Regions from separate parts of the Homo sapiens genome. Here region 2 is linked to region 1. The links are chromatin loops, found by intact Hi-C in ENCODE. Cell type or tissue: PC-9. All regions are shown on one strand. Each heading gives the region's core, and the rest is flanking DNA. Links, peaks and the distances in the headings are about the cores only. Region 1 overlaps BCAR3 (BCAR3 adaptor protein, NSP family member). Region 2 has its middle 77 kb from the start of BCAR3.

What was found. Peaks named below come from ENCODE experiments on the same cell type or tissue, not always from the same donor. Only the 100,000 strongest peaks of a DNase experiment are listed, where the experiment ranks them.
Region 2: it touches region 1 in a loop (6-fold over the local background); 1 of 110 quality-filtered maps calls a loop at or near these places.

What each region holds. Positions count from the first base shown.
Region 1 is chr1:93,582,853-93,587,241 of GRCh38, forward strand. It overlaps BCAR3 (BCAR3 adaptor protein, NSP family member), which reads right to left. Exons shown (of 12, transcript NM_003567.4): 6 at 1,166-1,269; 7 at 1-101. Among named protein-coding and RNA genes, the nearest start is that of BCAR3-AS1, 6.9 kb to the right of the region's middle. RefSeq lists an enhancer at 1,857-2,369. In PC-9, for the core only: a CTCF peak has its summit at 2,054; a DNase peak (open chromatin) is centred at 2,499; H3K4me3 peaks cover 1,044 bases; H3K27ac peaks cover 4,000 bases.
Region 2 is chr1:93,756,937-93,761,325 of GRCh38, forward strand. It overlaps a transcript of BCAR3 not described here. Among named protein-coding and RNA genes, the nearest start is that of BCAR3, 77 kb to the left of the region's middle. In PC-9, for the core only: CTCF peaks have their summits at 1,841 and 2,043; a DNase peak (open chromatin) is centred at 2,215; H3K4me3 peaks cover 827 bases; H3K27ac peaks cover 4,000 bases.

The DNA of each region.
Region 1 (4,389 bases), core at 69-4,068:
CACTGCTGGGCTCAGGGCAGGCTCGCTTCCCGTCCTGAACACAGGTGAGTTTGGGCAGGGGCTTGTGTCCACACCCGAGGACTGAGGTGGCAGCTTGCAGCCTGTGGGGGATAAGAAAAGGTCAGAGAAAGCTCATCTGTGTGGAGAATATAAAACAAACAAAACCAGAGTGGCAGCTCCCCAGCCCTCCATTCATGCCCTTGGGCTTCAATTTTCATTTTCATTTCCAAAAGAAAATTCAGTGTGACTGTCCCACGCCCAATCTCAGGGAGTCTACAGCATCGTGAGGGCTGGGCTGGGCTTGCCCCATCCCACACTCCTGGGTGCAAATAGAAATCCCGGGGACTGCTGACACCTGGGCTACAAATGTTGTATGGTCATAGAAGGCTGGGACAGTCAGAATGATAAAATATATGAGCGAGGAGGGCATGAATAATGTAATCTTGCCCTAAGAAACAGAAGTCGTTAGCCACCTAAAATGCCACTCTCAAAGGGTGGATCCCAGCCAGCTTCCAAAGGAGAGCTGGAGACAGGGAAGGGAAAAGAGACACTGGGGTAACCTACATGGAGGTAGTTTACGCAGGGGCATTAGGAAAATCCCTTTGTGGTCCCAGGGAAAGTCAGTTATGAAAATAATGAAAACAACCCCCTGTCTTACTAATGTAACTGCTTAGTAGGTCTCCCCATACCCCATACCTTATCACTCTTCCAGCCTTGGAAGCAGAATGGAGAGGAAGGGGAGTTGGCCTGGACAGCTGTTCTGCCAAAAGCCCCAGGATCCACCCGCCCACCCGGGAAAAGGGAGTAGGCTCATTTGTCATGAAGACTACCAGTTTTTAAATGGGCTTGAATCAGAAAACCTGGGTTCAAATGCTGGGTGATTCTGGACAAGTTACTTAACCTATCTGTGCCTCAGTTTCCTCAGCTGTGAAATGGCAATAATCATGCCTACCCTGAAGGCTTGCTACGAGGCCTAAAAGCTGGCATACGGTGTCTAGCTCAGTGCTTCGCCGCCGGATATAATTCTGCAAACCCATTCCCCTCCAGGCTGCAGGCCTGAGGCCTTGTGTCGTTTTCGAATGAGACAACTAGATGGGGCAGGGTAACAGCCTGAAGGAAACCAGGGTAACACTGACGTTCTCCCTGAAAATTCCCCGAAACATACCAATCGGCAGGTAGCTCTCTGACTGGTGGGCTTTGAGGGACAAGGCTCTTCTGTCCTGCATGTGATCCAGGCAGGCGGGCTGGCTACCACTCTTTTCTTTGTTTCTGAAGTAAAAGACACATAGGATGGAAATGTGTTACTAACGTGTAAAATAAAACTTTTAGGCAATGCCATGGGAACTTAAACAAAAACAAAAAAAAAGAAAACTGCTCAGAACGAGAGTGCTACAGCATACCCTAAAAGTAAAGGAATGACCGCTGGAGAAACAAATTACTGATGGGACGATTAATATATGACTGTGTTGTGTACTCCATCCCCCTGTCCCCATGACCAATGCAGCAGCTGAGTCCTAGGATGCCTCCTCTGGGCTGTTCCATCCTGTTGAACAGAGTAGGGTAAAAGTTTTACGATACTCCCGGGAAAATCTGATGAACTGGAATGTGTACTTTTAACAGAGCCTAAAATTACTTACAGGCCCAGAGGGAATGGCTTGCCTAACTAACATGCATTTTCCACATGCTCCATAGTGTTGCAGTTAGGAAGGAAGCTGTGGGGAAACTTCCATTTTGGTGCAAATCTCAGCATCCCCCAAATAACCTGCAGGACTGCCTGGGGAGGCTGCCATCCCCAACCTCCTGGCTGCTCTCGGGGGACCCCCACACAGCCTCCTCCTGCTGAGCTGGGAAAAGGCACCGGCACGGTCACCAAGCAGCAGTTGGGAGGCACACTGTGTAACCACACAAGGAAAAGGTGGAAGGTAACTTTCAACACACTCGCTGTTATTCCTTCTGTCCCTTTCCAATTCAGACTGGGAATTTCTCCAGCACCAAGCACCAGAATCTCCCTAGCTAGAGACAGAGGCACTGCACCAGCCAAGTTGTTATGAACTTTAATTGGCCTTCCCATAAGCATAAAACATTGTTATGTTACAGAAATCACGAAGTTCTTTCCTACCTTTACAAGCACCAAAGAAAAAACAAATCAAAAAACCCCCAAACTCCAAGGAACAGAGAAATTCCAGCAACCTTTCGAAGATAAGACAAGACCGAGGGCAAATTACAAAAGGAAATATCTCCCGAGAAGTGATATTTAAGCAGTGACCACTGCGGCTGGACTCCAGGGGCCAGAACGGCAGGGTGTGGAATGCAACCTGCCTGTGAGCACACACCTTCGCCCAGGGCAGGCCACCAGCCAGCCAACTAGCAGGCCCGACGTCAGGGCAGGTGGCACCTGGCCAGAGCTGCATAAGGGAGCCACTGAAGGACACTGGGGCAGGGCAGCAGGCCATGAGCCATCTTTTCCCCTCCTCCCACTTAAACATTTCTGGGCGTGCTGCGTGTACAAAGTGGTGACAAGTTCTAGGAGGATCTGCATTCCAAAGGGCAAACAGAAAAGTGGCTCTATTAGGCCTGACTTGTTGACTTAAGAGACTTAGTCTTTTTTTCATTTCTTATCTTAAAAAGTTTTTAAACCAGGATCATTCAGGGCCAACTAGGAGGCCTTCCCTGCAGCAGTGGTTCTGTTATCCTGCCGAATACACTCCCACTCTGTGCATGACATTAATTCCCTGCTTCGACCATTCAGCAGCCTATCCTTCCCAAAGGAAACAGAAGAAAAGGTACCCCTTCTAACACTGTAAGGCATCTCAAGTCCAATCCTATTACTATGAAAAGGAGGATTTCTAAATATCAGGTCTTGCCTCCCTCCTTGCAATTGCCCTGAGTTTTTTTGTTTGTTTTGAGACAGGCTCTCGCTCTGTTGCCCAGGCTGGAGTGAAGTGGCATGGTCATGGCTCACTGCAGCTTCAACCTCCCAGGCTCAAGCAATCCTCCCACCTCAGCCTCTCGAGTAGCTGGGACCACAGGCACACACCACCATGCCCAGCTAATTTTTATATTTAAAAAATTTTGTGCATACATAGTAGGTGTATATATTTATGGGGTACATGAGATGTTTTGATACAGGCATGCAATGTGAAATAAGTGTATCATGGAGAATGGGGTATCCATGCCCTCTAGCATTTATCCTTTGAGTTACAAACAGTCCAATTACACTCTTTATTTTAAAATATATAATTGTTTTGACTACAGTCACCCTATTGTGTTATCAAATAAGTCTTATTCATTCTTTCTAAATTTTTTGTACCCATTAACCATCCCCACCTCCCTCCCATCCCCTACTCCCCACCCACTACTACCCTTCCCAGGCTCTGCTAACCATCCTTCTACTCTCTGTGTCCAAGAATTCAGTTGTTTTGACTTTTTGATCCCACAAATAAGTGAGAACATTTGTCTTTCTGTGTCTGGCTTATTTCACTTAACATAATGATCTCCAATTCCATCCACGTGGTTGCAAATAACAGGATCTCATTGTTTTTATGGCTGAATAGTACTCCACTGTGTATATACACATTTCCCTTATCTATTCAGCTGTTGATGGACACTTAGGCTGCTTCCAAATCTTAGCTATTGTAAACAGTGCTGCAACAAACATTGGTGCAGGTATCTCTTTGATATACTGATTTCCACTCTTCTGGGTATATACCCAGCAGTGGGATTGCTGGATCATATAGTAGCTCAATTTTTAGTTTTCTGAGGAACCTCGAAACTGTTCTCCATAGTGGTTGTACTAATTTACATTCCCCTCAACAGTGTAGGAGGGTTCCCTTTTCCCCACAATCCTCACCAGCATTTGTTATTACCTGTCTTTTGGATATAGGCCTTTTTAACTGGGGTAAGGTGATATCCATTATAGTTTTGATTTGCATTTCTCTGATGACCAATCATGTTGAACACCTTTTCATATGCCTGTTTGCCACTGCAGTGGCATGATCTCGGCTCACTGCCTCCTGGGTTCAAGCAATTCTCCTGCCTTAGCCTCCCTAGTAGCTGGGACTACAGGCGTGCACCACCACACCTGGTTAATTTTTGCATTTTTAGTAGAGATGGGGTTTTGCCATGTTGGCCAGGTTGGTCTTGAACTCCTGAACTCAGGTAATCCACCTGCCTCGGCCTCCCAAATTGTTGGGATTACAGGCGTGAGCCACCATGCCCAGCCCATTTGTATGTCTTCTTTTGAGAAATACTCATTTCTCAAAAGAGCAAATCTTTTGCCCATTTTAAAAATCAGATTATTAGAGTTTTTCCTATAGAGTTGTTTGAGCTCCTTATATTAATTTTCATATTTTTTGTAGAGACAGGGTTGTGCCATGTTGCCCAAGCTGG
Region 2 (4,389 bases), core at 113-4,112, 170 kb after region 1:
CTTCTAGAGTTGCCTGGAATGGAAAAGGCAGAGATGCTGAGCTGGACTGGCCTCTTTGGAGTTAGGGAGGGGTGGGGAGGACCTGCAGGCATGTCCCCTGACTAGCTGCAGTTCCAGTTCAGCTCCCACAGTAGGAAAGTCTCTGCCGGTTGGGGTCTGTTCTGGGTCTGATGGGCAGGTTAGTGTGTTTTAGCCTCTGGAATCCATGTTGAGGTGCAAAGAGGAAGACCTTTACTCCTGTCTTCTGTTATAGTGAGGAGTGGTCTTCCAAAAGGGGCACACAATCATGGGGCCTGGGGGCTGAAGCCCGGCCAAAGAAGTTGGGCCAGGCCTACCTGATGACCTCTCTCCTCCACACCACTCTTCTCCCACAGAGGAGTGGAGCAGACAGCAGCTCCCCCCATTTTCTCTTTTCTCTGATGTCCACTTTGCGTTCACATCTCACTCCACTGAGACAGCTGCTGGGAAGTCTCGCTGCACCAATTCCGAGGCCAACTTTCAAGGGAGAGAAGCAATGACTGGGAGGGAAGTTTGCCTAGGCAACAAGGAGTAAGATCATTTTGCAATATGTGTTGGGTTAACTGTTGTATAAATAGTTGACCCTTCAGCGAGCATCACGACTCCTCTGCACTTCATTTTTTCTCCTCTTCCTTCAATTGGGAAAAGGCAATCCTGCATGGGTTGCAGAGGGCTAGGCAGGCATCCTCCAGAGTCAACTCTTCCTCCTCTGGGTCATTCATTCATCACCCTCCCAATCTCTTGGGTGTACAGTCTCCAGGCATTGCTTCTCCCACCACACAGCTTCCTTGCTGGTGTGAGAGTAGCCTGCAGAATGCACATGCTGGCCTCTGTGCTGGCAGCCTCTTGCCCATTATTTCTAAGTGCCATGGGTCAGGTTGTCTGGGAAACAGACTTTGAGAAGGAAATTTACATGCAAATGTGCTCTTGGGAACAATACCCATGAGGGAGAGAAAGGAGGCTCGGACACAAGGTTGAGTAGTGCAAAATCGTACTAGAGGCCTCAACTGATCTCACGGGGAGCTCTGAAGCCAAGTTGGCCCTTCAGAGATATCTTGAATGGAGGGAAAGGAGGAGCCCTTGGTACTGCTGCATCGTCCACTTGTGCCTGGGGCATGTAACTTTTGGGAGGCAGCTCCCACTGGCTGAAGGCAACTCCCAGGGAAGGACCGACCCATCAGCAGGCAGCACTCCCGAAGTCAGGAGGACTAGTGTCTTGGTTCATAAGGGAGATGAGGGCAGCCTGCCTAGCATTTGTACCTGTCAGAGACCAGAGAAAGAGGAGTATAAAGCTGCGGCCTCTGGTCTGCACTGCTCTAGGTCAACGCCTTGGCCTGATCCATCAGGATACAGGGCCAGGGGAGGACAAAGAAGAGTTTCCAGGGAGCCCTGCCAGTGGCTGGAAAAGAACAAGTGTCAGCTGGAAGCTGCAGGGCAGACCCAGTGTGAAGAAGAACTGGCTGCCATCTTGTAGATGGAGCCCAGACGACCAGCTTAAGCCTAACAGGAGAGTTCCAGTGCAGACAAAGAGTTGGTCTGGAAAACACCCCTAATCGGGAGCCAGTTCTATGATGGTCTAAATCTATGACACTTTCACTAGATTCTCAAAGGTGATTACAACCTTACTCTGCTTTGCACTTCCTAGTGTATGTCATTTTTAAAGCATAGCAGACTCATAGGCACTGGGTGAGGAGAATAGCTGAGAAATGTTCTTGGGAACTGAGAAATACTGACCAAAGCTAGGAGTGATGTCTGCCTATCAGCGTTCACCAAGTCACTTTATCAGGTCCAGTGTGGTTCTCTGCTCTGTGTTCACCCCCTGGGTATCACTGCCACCTATCTTTATTTTTCTATTGCATTTGGGAGGAGGGACAGTGGGTGGCAACTGAGGAGAGGCTGTTAGAGAACCGAATAGGAGAAAAGTCCAGCTGTCTGCACTGTGAACCTTTCTCAGGCCATCAGGGGGCTGGTTGGCCAGATGCCAGGGAATGGTGGAAGGTTCTGGGCCTGCATTTCCTAGCCAAGAGCATTCAGTGTATAACTCTTAGCACCCTGTTATCCCTCTCCCAACACTATTGTGCAAAATTAGGTATAACCCCAGCCAGTCATTATCCCCAAACTAACCTCACAAGCATACATCACAGGCTGATGCAACCCACATCCTGCGGCACAGTTAGCCGGCCCCTGACAACAATGTTTAAAGTGTGGCCAAGGGTGAAATATTGCCTCACTGGTCTGAAAAGGCTTTTGCCACCAACAAAAAACCATTATGATAACAGGAAGGCGCCGAAAGCTAAGCATAGTATAGACAGGAAAGATCTCTCTTTCTCTACCCTTCACAAAAAAGAGAGAGGTTTTTAACCCTCCAGTGTCCGGCTAATTTCCTAAGTAACACTGGCCAAGGGTAACTGCAGCACCACACTGAGCTGGGCATTCAGGAGGGGCAGGAGTAGTTCTTGGCTGGAAGGCTGTCTGCCAGACAGCACCAGAGGTGGCACCTGGCTGTGTTACCAAGCGGCCTCTATGGGTGCTAGGGGAAGGAGTGTGTGGAGCAGAGAGTACCATTGGGGCCTCACAAGCAATTTTTGCTTTTTAAGTTTCCTGTTTTTTCTTCATTTTCATGCCAACTGCATCAATCAAACATTTAAATAACCAAATGACAAATGTTGCTGGAAAGCCCACTAGGTACCTGTCAAGCACCACACTAAATGATTCAGGGGAGAGAAGGAACACACCTGCCCTTGCGTTATTTGGAAGAAGATAATACACATAAGAAAGAGAAAATGATAGCCTGATGAGCTGCCATGAGCACACCAGAAAGCCACACAGGAGGTGCTGCTGAGGTCCAGGGCTGGAACAGACCAGTGGCTCATTTTTCCTTTTAGGTCCCACTGTCTACCATGGTCCACGTGGACCATCAGCCACATGCCTTGCCCCTCGCTGGTCTCAAAGGTGGCATGAAATGGAAATATGGTCAATCAGAGATCTCCATTCCTTGGGCCACAGTGAAAGGTCCAGGGATAAACTGGACCTATCCAGTGAGTGGGTCAGTAGGTCAGGGAAAGCTTGCTGGAGGAAGGGTAACTTACGTAAACTAGGTGTGAAAGCAGGAACAGGATTCAGATAAAAAAGCAGGTGTTCCAGGCAGAGACCCAGCAAGTGCCTGGCATACAAAAGGCCATGGTGAATGAATGAATAAATGTGGCCCACAGGAAAAAAAAAAGGCATTTCTGGAGTTTTCGGGCTAACCATTCAGAGAGGTCATCTAAGAGACAAATAGGGGAAGGGAGGGTTGAAAAGAAAGATTAGAATCAAAGGAAGTCTTGCACTAGGAATTAAGGTATTTGACTTTGATCTTTCATGATTTTCAGTGGGGACTCAGCAATAATCCAGCTTATAAGGCGATAAAGGTCTGACTTCGGGTGAGACTCAATGAGAAGTGGGGAGCAGGAGGGTGTCTTCCAGGTATAAAGCATGATGAAGCATGGTAGCAGGTGCTTTACTCACTCCAGTTAGGATGGAAAGGAAGGGACAGATATGAGAGACATTATGGAGACTAATAAAATAAAGATAAATTTGAGAAATCAAATTTGGATGCTGTTGTGGTTGCATTAGATTTAGTTGCAAATGGTAAAAACCTATATAAATTAGCTTAAAAAAAAAAAGAAGAAGGAATGTATTAGCCATGTCACTAGGAAGTGTAAGGAAACTTCTTGCTGCAGGCACAGCTCCACTCATGGCCAGGCTCCTTCTGTGGGCAGGCAAGTGTTCTAGGCAGCCCCAGACTCATCTCCCAGCAAACATAGGTGAGCTTTCCCATGACCTCTGGTAGAAAGGTCCCAGGAGAGACTCTGATTGGCCAGGCCTTGGTCAGGAGTTCATCCCTGGACCTATCACTGTGGCCCAAGGAATAGAGGTCTCTGATTGGCCAGATTTCCATTTCATGGCACCTTTGAGGCCAGAGAGGAGCAAGGCATGTGACTGATGGTCCACATGGACCATGGTAGACAGTGGGAACTAAAAGGAAATATAAGCCACTCCTGTTGGAAGAAGTGAGATGGGACAGCATGTAGGACACTCAGAAATGATAACTACTGTGGTTTTATGCTGGGGCCATTAACACAAATATGGAAAGCAGGAACTTAGGGTCAAGGAGATGATTTTAGGCATGTGGAGTAGAATCCTGCTGGGACAGAGCTGGTGGCAGGAGTCTGCCCCCTGTAGAGACACAAGGCTGAGATGACGGGGGTGTGGAACCTCCACTCCCTAGAACACTAAATCTCCAAAGCAGTTTCCACCTATTTCTGCTGACCCCAACGTCCTGAGCCAGTTTTGTCTTTAAAAAGTTGGAACCAGTGAACACAACCAGTG